Regions from separate parts of the Homo sapiens genome. Here region 2 is linked to region 1. The links are chromatin loops, found by intact Hi-C in ENCODE. Cell type or tissue: PC-3. All regions are shown on one strand. Links, peaks and the distances in the headings refer to the core of each region. The heading gives the core; the rest is flanking DNA.

The links. A loop is a pair of places that touch in the nucleus more often than their neighbours do. Peaks named below come from ENCODE experiments on the same cell type or tissue, not always from the same donor. Only the 100,000 strongest peaks of a DNase experiment are listed, where the experiment ranks them.
Region 2: a loop joins it to region 1, with 4 times the contacts of the local background. A loop is called at or near these places in 1 of 110 quality-filtered maps.

What each region holds. Positions count from the first base shown.
Region 1 is chr14:71,288,182-71,293,560 of GRCh38, reverse strand. SIPA1L1-AS1 (SIPA1L1 antisense RNA 1) reads left to right here. Exons shown (of 4, transcript NR_184180.1): 4 at 659-837. All of the region lies in intron 1 of LOC107984654 (a long non-coding RNA gene), which reads right to left. Among named protein-coding and RNA genes, the nearest start is that of SIPA1L1, 30 kb to the left of the region's middle. RefSeq lists an enhancer at 2,195-2,489. In PC-3, for the core only: no CTCF peak of the experiment used is centred there; DNase peaks (open chromatin) are centred at 2,360 and 3,840; H3K27ac peaks cover 3,907 bases.
Region 2 is chr14:71,218,149-71,223,527 of GRCh38, reverse strand. The region is part of intron 1 of LOC105370706; the gene reads left to right. Among named protein-coding and RNA genes, the nearest start is that of SIPA1L1, 100 kb to the left of the region's middle. In PC-3, for the core only: a CTCF peak has its summit at 2,140; a DNase peak (open chromatin) is centred at 1,607; H3K27ac peaks cover 694 bases.

The sequences.
Region 1 (5,379 bases), core at 208-5,207:
TAATTCATTAGGCTATACATTTGTTTCATGTGTCTTTTGTATCTGTTTTTTCTGTTTGTTTGTTTTAGACGGAGTCTCACTCTGTCACCCAGCCTGAAGTGCAATGGTACAATCTCAGCTCACTGCAACCTCCGCCTCCCGGGCTCAAGCAATTCTCCTGCCTCAGCCTCCTGAATAGCTGGGATTACAGGCACGCGCCACCACGCCCAGCTAATTTTTGTATTTTTAGTAGAGACGGGGTTTCACCATGTTGCCCAGGCTGGTCTTGAACTCCTGACCTCAGGTGATCCACCCACCTCAGCCTCCCAAAGTGCTGGGATTACAGGCATGAGCCACCGTGCCTGGCCTTTTGTATCTGTTTTATTTTTTAAATAATAAGATTAAAAATAAATATTCTGCATGATTAAACAAATACAGATTTAAATTTTTACAGTCCAATTGAGTGATTTCCTCATGTTCCAAAACCAGGAAGTAGGTGTGGGACATCTATCTCCGTATTGCATACACAGTCTGGATTCTAGTTGTAGACTCCATATGGGCTGTCATACACGCTACTACAGAAATGAGAGAAATCCTTGGGAAATGGAACCATCTCACACATGAGAGACATCTCTGACAACTTATTCATAACTGAATACTTCTCATTTATCTTTACCAGTAAGTGATGTTTCTGAAGCACCAATGAAAATGAAGTCCTGAAGTCCTGTGCTCAATATGAAATGTTGGAAGTTAGAAGAAAAAAACAAAACTTGGATCCAATCTCAAGGCACTTTTTGTTTAATGGGAAGAAGTGGATTATTTTAAAAGCTACAAATAAAGTTACATAAAAGTAGCAAAGTTGATATACTTTCTGTTGCTCTGTTCCATATATTTTATTTTAAAAATTTATAAGATTATCAATTTGGAAGTCATATTTATAACCTAAGTCCAAAAATATTCTTAAAATATTTATGAAAAAAGTTCTGGTGAAGTCTTTATGATAACATCTTTACAGTATCTTATTTTTATTTCATCTTGCTTCCTTTGTATTACCATCAAATATTTATTCAGTATCTTCTCTTTGCAAGATAGTGTATTGAGGGTTTTACAATAGCTTGATTGTTATTAAATTAAAATAAATAACCTAGCCATATTGCCATTTGGCTAAGGGGCATAATGTTAATATTAAGTGATAATTTTCTTATCTCTTGCCTCTCTCCTACTTCAATGTCAGCAAGATGATCACAGTGTTCAGCTTTTCATTTTCTTTGTATTTCTTCTCTTTGAAGTTGGTATTACATGGACAATACAATTGTTATGAAATTGTGTAGATGCCTCCAGAATGCCAGTACCTCCGAGGAATGGCCAGGAATTGACAATTTATGTACTAAGGACCTCTTTTATGGTTTTTAACAATTTTTTTGGATCACACCTTTGGGAAATCAGAGGAGAGATATAGACTTGAAACTCAAAAGATGCCCCAATGCACCCACAAAACTTCATGACATTTCTAAGCTGTTTGCCAGCACGCATGCATTTCCCCTTGGGCTCAAGGACCAGTTGGAGAATATCTAGTTTCGTTATATTATACCATGCGGAGTGTTGGGAATAGAAATAGAGAAACAAATTTTACCTGTTTTCCAGGAGCTTTCACACTCAGTAAAGAACAAATTAGACAAAAATATTTTATTATGATGAGACAATTTTTTTTTTTTCAGACAAGGTCTTGTTCTGTAGCCCAGGCTGGAGTGCAGTGGTGCAATCACACTCACTGCAGCCTTGACCTCCCCAGCTCAGGTGAGCCTCCCACCTCAGCCTCCTGAGTAGCTGAGAGTATAGCTGTGCACCACCATGCCCAGCTAATTTTGTAATTTTTTTGTGGAGACAGGGGTTTGCCATTTTGCCCAGGATGGTCTCAAACTCCTAGATTCAAGCAATCTTCCTGCCCTGGCCTCCCACAGTGTTGGGATTACAGGCGGGAGCCACCATCCCTGGCCAGATGTTTTAATTGAACTATGTATGGATAAAAGTCTTTTGGTAAACAACACTATCATTTTTATATGTTTATGCCTTTTTCCAAATAAAATGCCTTAGAGCTTTTTATAAATCATATTATCCAGATGGAAAAACAAGGAAAAAAGAGATCCTGAGCTTGCCAAATATGACTCAGCAAGTCAGTGACATGCCTAGAAATAGAAATGAGAAACGAAAGAAGTTTTCAACAATCTACCTTGAAACAAGCAATCTCTGCACTTGCTCAGCAGTGCAGTTGGAAAAGAGGTAACTATGACACTGTAGGAGGAGGAAGCCAGTGAGTCAGCTCAACGTGGAAACTGTGTTTGAAGAGAGCCCTCCTGTGTGGAACAGTGCAGAAAAACTCTGACTCCATGCTTTAATCACTTCCTCCTTTGTGGCTGGAGAGCCATTGTCAGAGGCATTTAAACCAGAATGACTCCATCTTGAATAGGGGCTGGGTAAAATAAGGCTGAGACCTGCTGGACTGCAATCCCAGGAGGTTAGGCATTCTTAGTCACAGGATGAGATAGGAGGTCACAAGATACAAGTCACAGGCCGGACGCTGTGGCTCACACCTGTAATCTCAGCACTTTGGGAGGCTGAGGGGGGGTGCAGATCACTTGAGGTCAGGAGTTCGATAGCAGCCTGGCCAACATGGTGAAACTCCGTCTCTACTAAAAATACAAAAATTGGCCGGGTGTGGTGGCACACACCTGTAATCCCAGCTACTCGGGAGGCTGAGGCAGGAGAATCACTTAAACTCTGGAGGTGGAGGTTGCAGTGAGCCGAGATTGCACCATTGCTCTCCAGCCTGGGCAACAGAACGAAACTCCATCTCAAAAAAAAGAAAAGAAAAAAAAAAAAGACACAGGTCACAAAGACCCTGCTGATAAAACACATTGTGGTAAAGAAGCCGGCCAAAACCCACCAAAACTAAGATGGTAACGAAAGTGACCTCTGGTCGTCCTCACTGCTCATTATACGCTAATTTATAATGCATTAGCATGCTAAAAGACGCTCCCACTGGCACCTTGACAGTTTACAAATGCCATGGCAACATTTGAAAACTACTCTATATAAAAAGGGGAGGGATCCTCAGTTCCAGGAAATCTCTGCCTCTTTTCAAGAAAACACAAGAATAATCCATCCTTTGTTTAGCATATAATCAAGAAATAACTTTAAATATACTCCGTTGAACAGCCCATGCTGCTGCTCTGCCTGTGGAGTAGCCTTTCTTTTATTCCTTTACTTTTTTTTCTTTCTTTTTTCTTTTTCTTTTTCTTTTTTTTTTTTTTTTTTTTTTGAGATGGAGTCTCACTCTGTCTTCCAGGCTGAGTGCAGTGGTGCGATCTCGGCTCACTGCAACCTCCACCTCCTGGGTTCAAGCGATTCTCCTACCTCAGCCTCTTGAGTAGCTGGGATTACAGGCACATGCCACCACACCCAGCTAATTGTTGTATTTTTAGTAGAGACGGGGTTTCACCATGTTGGCCAGGCTGGTCTGGAACTCCTGACCTCAGGTGATCCAACCGCCTCGGCCTCCCAAAGTGCTGGGATTATAGGCGTGAACTACCTCGCCTGGCCTATTTCTTTACTTTCTTAGTAAACTTGCTTTCATTTTATGGACTTTCTCTGAATTCTTTCTTGCCTGAGGTCCAAGAACCCTCTCTTGGGGTCTGGATGGGGACACCTTTCTGGTAACACCCAGCCAAGCTTTATGCAACTGCCTATCCTGTCACCTGCATTTTCTTTGTCCTATGACACAGAATCTGTCACTTCTGACTTTTTAGAACGGCTTCACTTCCTGCAGGTGGACCAACTGGGTGGAGGTGGAAGGTGAAACTCGTAAACTCTGTCCTGCGGTCTTTGGGGGAAGTTTGTCATGCTGGCTTGAGAGCCCTGCCAGTGCCCTGGTGTGTTTCTGTCTGCAGGGCCTAGCCTAGGGCCTGGCTCACATGTGGATGCTTAAGAAAGGTATGTTGTGAAATTGAGGCAATACTTCACGACAGGTAAAGTCATAAAATCATGTAATCTGTGAAAGGAAAATAAATATTGGAACCCCAAAATCACTAAGCCAAAGGGAAAAGTCAAGCTGGGAACTGCTTAGGACAAACCTACCCTCCATTCTATTCCTAAAAAAGATAGCTACTAAGATTTTTTAAAAGCTACATACCTCTCTCACAAGGAATTTCCTTGAAGAGAAAGGACAGAGAGAACTCAGTCACACCTCTGCTCACTGAGATAAATGCGTATCTGGTTGCCTCCCTTGGAAAGGCTAATCAGCAACTTGAAAGAATGCAACTGTTCGTCTCTTACCTATGACCTGGAAGCCCCCTCCCTGCTTGGAGTTGTCCCGCCTTTCTGGATGGAACTGATGTGCATCTTACATATATTGATCTCATGTCTTCCTAAAATGCAGAAAACCAAGCTGTACCCCCGCCACCTTGGACACATGTAGTCAGGACTTCCTGAGGCTATGTCATGGGCACCCTCCTTAACTTTGGCAAAATAAACTTCCTAAATTGACTGAGACCTGTCTTAGATATTTGGGGTTCACAAATCATACTTGCCAGAATGTGTTAGAGTTGTGTGCTTAGTATTCTCTGCTAAATTGTGGTTTCCTAAAAGGCAAATATGACATTCATTTATTTCTGAATCCTTAATACCTAACAGATGACCTGGAGCACAGTAGATAGTTGCCCAATAAATTAATGAATGAGTGAATGTAGAATCATGGAGAGTTTGTATTATGCTAGTTCTTTTTTTAAAAAAAAAGTTAGAGATGGGGTCTCATTATGTTGCTCTGGCTGGTCTTGAATTCCTGGGCTCAAGTGATCCTTCAGCCTCAGCCTCCTGAGTGGCTGGGACTACAGGATCAAGTCCCCATACCTGCCTTCTAGTTGTTGATTTGGGGGTGGGGGGAGAAGGAGTTGCATAGAAAAAAGATTCAAACCAAATTGTTAAGGACATTTTTGCTAGCCTAGTTCTTATTTTTTTAAAAAAATTCAAGCAGCAACCAAAAGTACAAAGAATTAAGTAATACACCAAAATTGCCTGAATCCAAAAGTAACCATGATGAAAATTTGGTTAATATCATTTCAGATATCTTTTAATATATAAGTTAACAGATAATATTTTTAAGTATTAAACTGATCCATTCTAATTTCTGTCTTAATTGGTTCCTCAGTTGCCTTCCACCCTTAGGGTTGACTTACTGAGTCACGAGGCTTATTGTTCTGGTAAAGAATAGGTAGGTACTACTTGGAACAGGGAACATTGATCACAGCTAACTTCCTTGACCTCTTAATTTCAAACAAGAAAATATTCATGAAAGACAGACATGCTTAATTCAGAAAAGAATCCTTAAGCTATATTATCTTCCCC
Region 2 (5,379 bases), core at 170-5,169, 70 kb after region 1:
GATCACTTGAGGTCAGGAGTTTGAGACCAGCCTGGCCAACATGGTGAAACCCTGTATCTACTAAAAGTACAAAAATTAGCTAGGTATGGTGGCACGTGCCTGTAACCCCAGCTACTTGTGAGGCTGAGGTGGGAGGATCGCTTGAACCTGGGAGGCGGAGGTTGCAGTGAGCTGAGATTGTGCCACTGCACTCCAGCCTGAGCAATAGAACAAGACTCCATCTCAAATAAAAAATAAAAAATTAATAAAGGCTGGGTGCAGTGGCTAATGCCTGTAATCCCAGCACTTTGGGAGGCAGAGGTAGGCAGGTCACCTGAGGTCAGGAGTTTGAGATCAGCCCTGCCAACATGGTGAAACCCTGTCTCTACTAAAATACAAAAATTTGCTGGGCGTGGTGGTGTGCACCTGTAATCCCAGCTACTCGGGATGCTGAGGTAGGAGAATTGCTTGAACCCAAGAGGCAGAGTTTGCAGTGAGCCAAGATCGCTCCACTGCACTCCAGCTTAGGCGAAAGAGCCAGACGCTGTCTCAAAATAAATAAATAAATAATTTTTAAAAAGAAAAATAAAAATAGAAAAACATGTAGTGCGAACAAGAAAAAAATCTCACACCTGTAATCGCAGCACTTTGGGAGGCTGAGGTAGGAGGATTGATTAAGGCCAGAAGTTTAAGACCAGCCTGCGCAATACAGGACAAATAAATAAATAAATGAATAAAGTTACTGAGGTTTGGAGACATTTATTACTGTAGTATAACATGGCCTACTGTGACTGGTACCAATAAGGAAAACTTCCACAGGTTTTCTTCCATATTTTTTTATTGTATAGACATTTTGGAATATACATATACTTATGTATTACTTATAAACTAATTTTTAAAAATTGACATCTCAGGCCGGGTACAGTGGCTCATGCTTGTAATCCCAGCACTTTGGGAGGCCAAGGTGGGTGGATCATGATGTTAGGAGTTCGAGACCAGCCTTACCAACATGGTGAAACCTCATCTGTACTAAAAATACAAAAATTAGCTGGGCGTGGTGGCATGTGCCTGTAATCTCAGCTACTCAGGAGGCTGAGGCAGGAGAATTGCTTGAACCCGGGAGGCGGAGATTGCAGTGAGCTGAGATCATGCCACTGCACTCCAGCCTGGACGACAGAGCGAGACTCTGTCTCAAAAAAAAAAAAAAAATTACATCTCAGCAAAATTACAAATGACCACATGTCAAGGGCCTTCAGGATTGTTGACAATTAGAAACTGCAAAAGCAAAATCCTGGAATTCCAAGGGCAAATTTGAAGTGCCTGCCTGAAACATGACTGCATGCCAACACACTATGTAGTGCTGTGAGGAGGTAAGAGGTATGTTGTCAAGCCAGGGACCAAGAAATATAGTGGTTAACTAGACAGGTGAGAAATCTTCTTGTGTATATTAGAGGAAGGACATTCGGGCAGTCAGCGTTCCACCTTCTAACTGTAGTGCTGAAGCGCATCCCAGTAAATGGTGGGGTCATAGTGGTTGCTTTTGTAGACATTATGAGATGTTGTTCTTCAGTAGTAGGGATTAAGTTGCAATGATTGCTGAGTCACTGTTGTCTGAATGTGCCGGCTCTTCAAATGTGTCCTGAACACAAAGAATTTGAGAACCCCTGACTCAGGAAGTAGGGCAGGTAATTATGCATAGACTCTTCTTTCCTGGTGGCTGCTGCCCCTCACCTGAATCTAAATGCTCAGCACTTACTCCTTGATGGAGCACCTGTTCCATGGGGGCCAGGCCTCAGCAAACCTACCCCCAAAAATCCAAGGAAGCTGAGAGGCTGAAGAAAAAGGCTGACATATCCAGTTCCTCAGAAATATACACTTAATAGGGACTTACAAACAGAAGCCATGTCTGTGTCTCAGGCAGCAGTGAGGCAAGATGGTGGATCCTGCACCATTTATTCTCATGACCAGGGCTTATATAATACTGGGAAAGGGTATATGTGATTCAGAATGTTTGTGTAGAACAATTGAAGTCCTATAACATCAAGGTTGTTTTGACCTCAGGGCAGGATTTACAGTAGGTACCTACTCTCACACAAGAAACATCAAATAAACTGGAAATCTTAGAGGACTTCCTAGAACAAGGGTTAATCAGAAGTTAAAGTGATGGATTAGCATCCAAGTTGGAGTTGCTTTGGCCTCCACAGCACCTCCTCTTTGTTAGGCGCTGGAATTGCTGTTAGCAATACAGACACAATTCTTGCTCTCAAATGCATAGCCTAGTAGAGGAGACAGATCAGTTATACATACATAAAGGCACAGATAACAGTAATAGCAATAGTAACCCTTTCTGAAAGGGGTAGTCGTTTTCAAGTATTTATAGTTCACACATACACACACAAACCAACCCAGCAAGCCCAGTATAATTTCCCTACTTTTACAGATGAGGGCATTGAGATTGGGAGAAATGAACTGGCTTCCTTAGGTTCCAACAGACCATAGGTAGAGGCTCAGCCTCAAGTTCTTCTCGTCTATGCAAAGTGACCTCCTGTGCAAAAGGATGAGTAAATAATAGCATCAGAGTGAAACAAAAGGCTGTGAGGCACAGAAGATATCAAAACTTTAACCTTGAATCAAAACTTTAACCTTCAGAGCAGGATGCAACAATCCAGCTTTTTGTTTACTTTGTTCCCAGAGGTTAAAGCAGACCCCGGTGAGTGGAGTGGCCTGGAAATCTGACTTTGGTTAGCTATGGTTAGAATTCCTTCTATTTCTGCCTGCATGCCCGCCCCCTTCTAGTACTGGAAGTAAACATCTTACTTGATAGGGGGATGGGGTTAGGGAGAAGGAAAGTCCTCACAATAGGTCTGCTGTTGTGCAAAGAATTCTACGAGATGCAGATTTAGACCAAGGCAGTGGGGGCAGTGGGGGAAGGGGTGGTGCCAAGGTCCCACCCATCAAGTCCCTTCTGTGGCTGAGGCTGAGAATTGGTCACATATATTTGCCATCAGCTAAGTGATCTGTTTAACGTTTTTCCTGGTTAGGCTCTCAGCACAGAGAAATATCCTAGGAGATCAAGCTCAGTCAGGTCTGTTCTCTGTTACTTAAGGGAGTTTAACCTGAACAAGGGTTTAGCAGGGCTCCCAGTCCCAAGACCATTTTCGTATGGGTTTATTTTCCCACTGGCAGGGTGAGTGAGAACAGTGAGTGAAGTTTTCACCAAAAGAAACCAAAAATCCAAGCAAGAGGCCTTGGTGGTGGTCTCCTGTTCTGGGCTCTGCTTTAGGGCTGAGGTCTCAGCCTTTGCACCACAGGATCCACAGGACCCCATGGACACTCAACAGAGGCAGTGGAAGCCAGGGAAGAGACATTCTGGACAACCTATGGGATGGTGAGCGGCTCAGCTCTGTATTATGAATGGAAGTCAGAGGAAAAAGAGATTTATAAGAGTCTTTTAACAAGTGCTCCAGCTGACTAAAATGGTAAATAAAGACAGAGAGAGGCTGAGTGCGGTGACTCATGCCTGTAATCCCAGCACTTTGGGAGGCCAAGGCAGGAGAATCACTTGAGTCTAGGAGTTCGAGACCAGCCTGGGCAACATAGTGAGACCTTGTATCTACAAAAAATAAAATTGTCAGAGGCAGTTGAACTAGAGCAACTCCATCTTGAATAGGGGCTGTGTAAAATAAGGCTGAGACCTACTGGGCTGCATTCCCAGACAGTTAGACCTTCTAAATCACAGGATGAGATAGAGGTCAGAACAAGATACAGGTCACAAAGACCTTGCTGATAAAACAGTTTGCAGTAAAGAAGCCAGCTAAAACCCACCAAAACCAAGATGGTGATGAGAGTGACCTCTGGTCGTCCTCACTGCTACACTCCCACCAGCACCATGACAGTTTACAAATGCCATGGCAACATCAGGAAGTTACCCTATATGGCCTAAAAAGGGGAGGCATGAATAATCCACCCCTTGTTTAGCATATCATCAAGAAATAACCATAAAAATGGGCAGCCAGCAGCTCTTGGGGCTTTTCTGCCTATGGAGTAGCCATTCTTTTACTCCCTTAGTAAACTGGCTTTCACTTTCCTCTATGGATTTGCCTTGAATTCTTTCTTGTATGAGATCCAGGAACCCTCTCTTGGGGTCTGGATTGGGACCCCTTTCCGATAACAAAATTAGCTGGGCATGGTTGTGCATGCCTGTTGTCCCGGCTACTTGGGAGGCTGAGGTGGGAGAATCGATTGACCCCCGGAGGCTGAGGCTGCAGTGAGCTGAGATTGCACTATTGCACTCCAGCCTGGGTGACAGAGTGAGATCTTGTCTCAAAAAAAACCAAACAACAACAACAACAAAAAACAAACCAAAAACAGAAAGAGAGGGAAAAAAATGGGTGAAAGAGGCAGTTACCTTGTGCCTGGGAAACATGGAATGTTTCATGGAATGTGAGAAAACTGTACAAACATTTCAATAGAGCAACAGGTGGTGAAGGTTTCTTTTTTTTTTCTTTTTTTTTTTTTTTTGAGACAGAGTCTCGCTCTGTCACACAGGCTGGAGTACAGTGGCACAGTCTTGGCTCACTGCAACCTCCACCTCTCGGGTTCAAATGATTCTCCTGCCTCAGCCTCCCAAGTAGCTGGGACTACAGGTGCCCACCACCATGCCCGGCTAATTTTTTGTATTTTTAGTAGAGAGGGGGTTTCACCATGTCGATCTCTTGACCTCGTGATCCACCTGCCTCGGCCTCCCAAAGTGCGGGGATTACAGGTGTGAGCCACCGCACCCGGCCTGTAGGTTTCTTTAGAGCTGTGATTCAATGACATGTAGCATCAAGTTTATATGAGTGTCACATTTCCTTTGAATAGTGTTAAAAATGACTCTAAACTTTTGAATCATCAAAGGTCAGAAGAGGACACTTAACTTTTTCCATTATACTCAGCTGCTCTTCTTAGGGGACATTTTGTGCTCTTGTGAAGTGAGCAATTGAGGTGCCAAAGGCCAGTGTGGTATGCCCTGTTTCTGACCTCTTAACCTGTGGGTGTCTTGAGGAAGAAAGTGGCTTAAAAAAAAATCTTTGTTTCCTCTGTGCCTGGAAGGGCCAGGAGGGGGTGGAGGGCAGACAATGCCAGGTGGCACTCACTCTCAGGGTTGTGCAAGTGAGTTTCTCCTTAAACTTTGTCTGCTCAATGCCTCATTGGCCCCAGCCTAGTCCTGGCTCTGGGGTCAAGCACAGTGCAGAGATGACAATAAGAGCTCCTTGGCCAGGCACAGTGGCTCACGCCTGTAATCCCAGCACTTTGGGAGGCCTTGGCAGGTGGATCACTTGGGGTCAGGAGTTAAGCTCAGCCTGGCCAACATGGTGAAACCCTGTCAAAAGAAAGAAAGGAAGGAAGGAAGGAAAG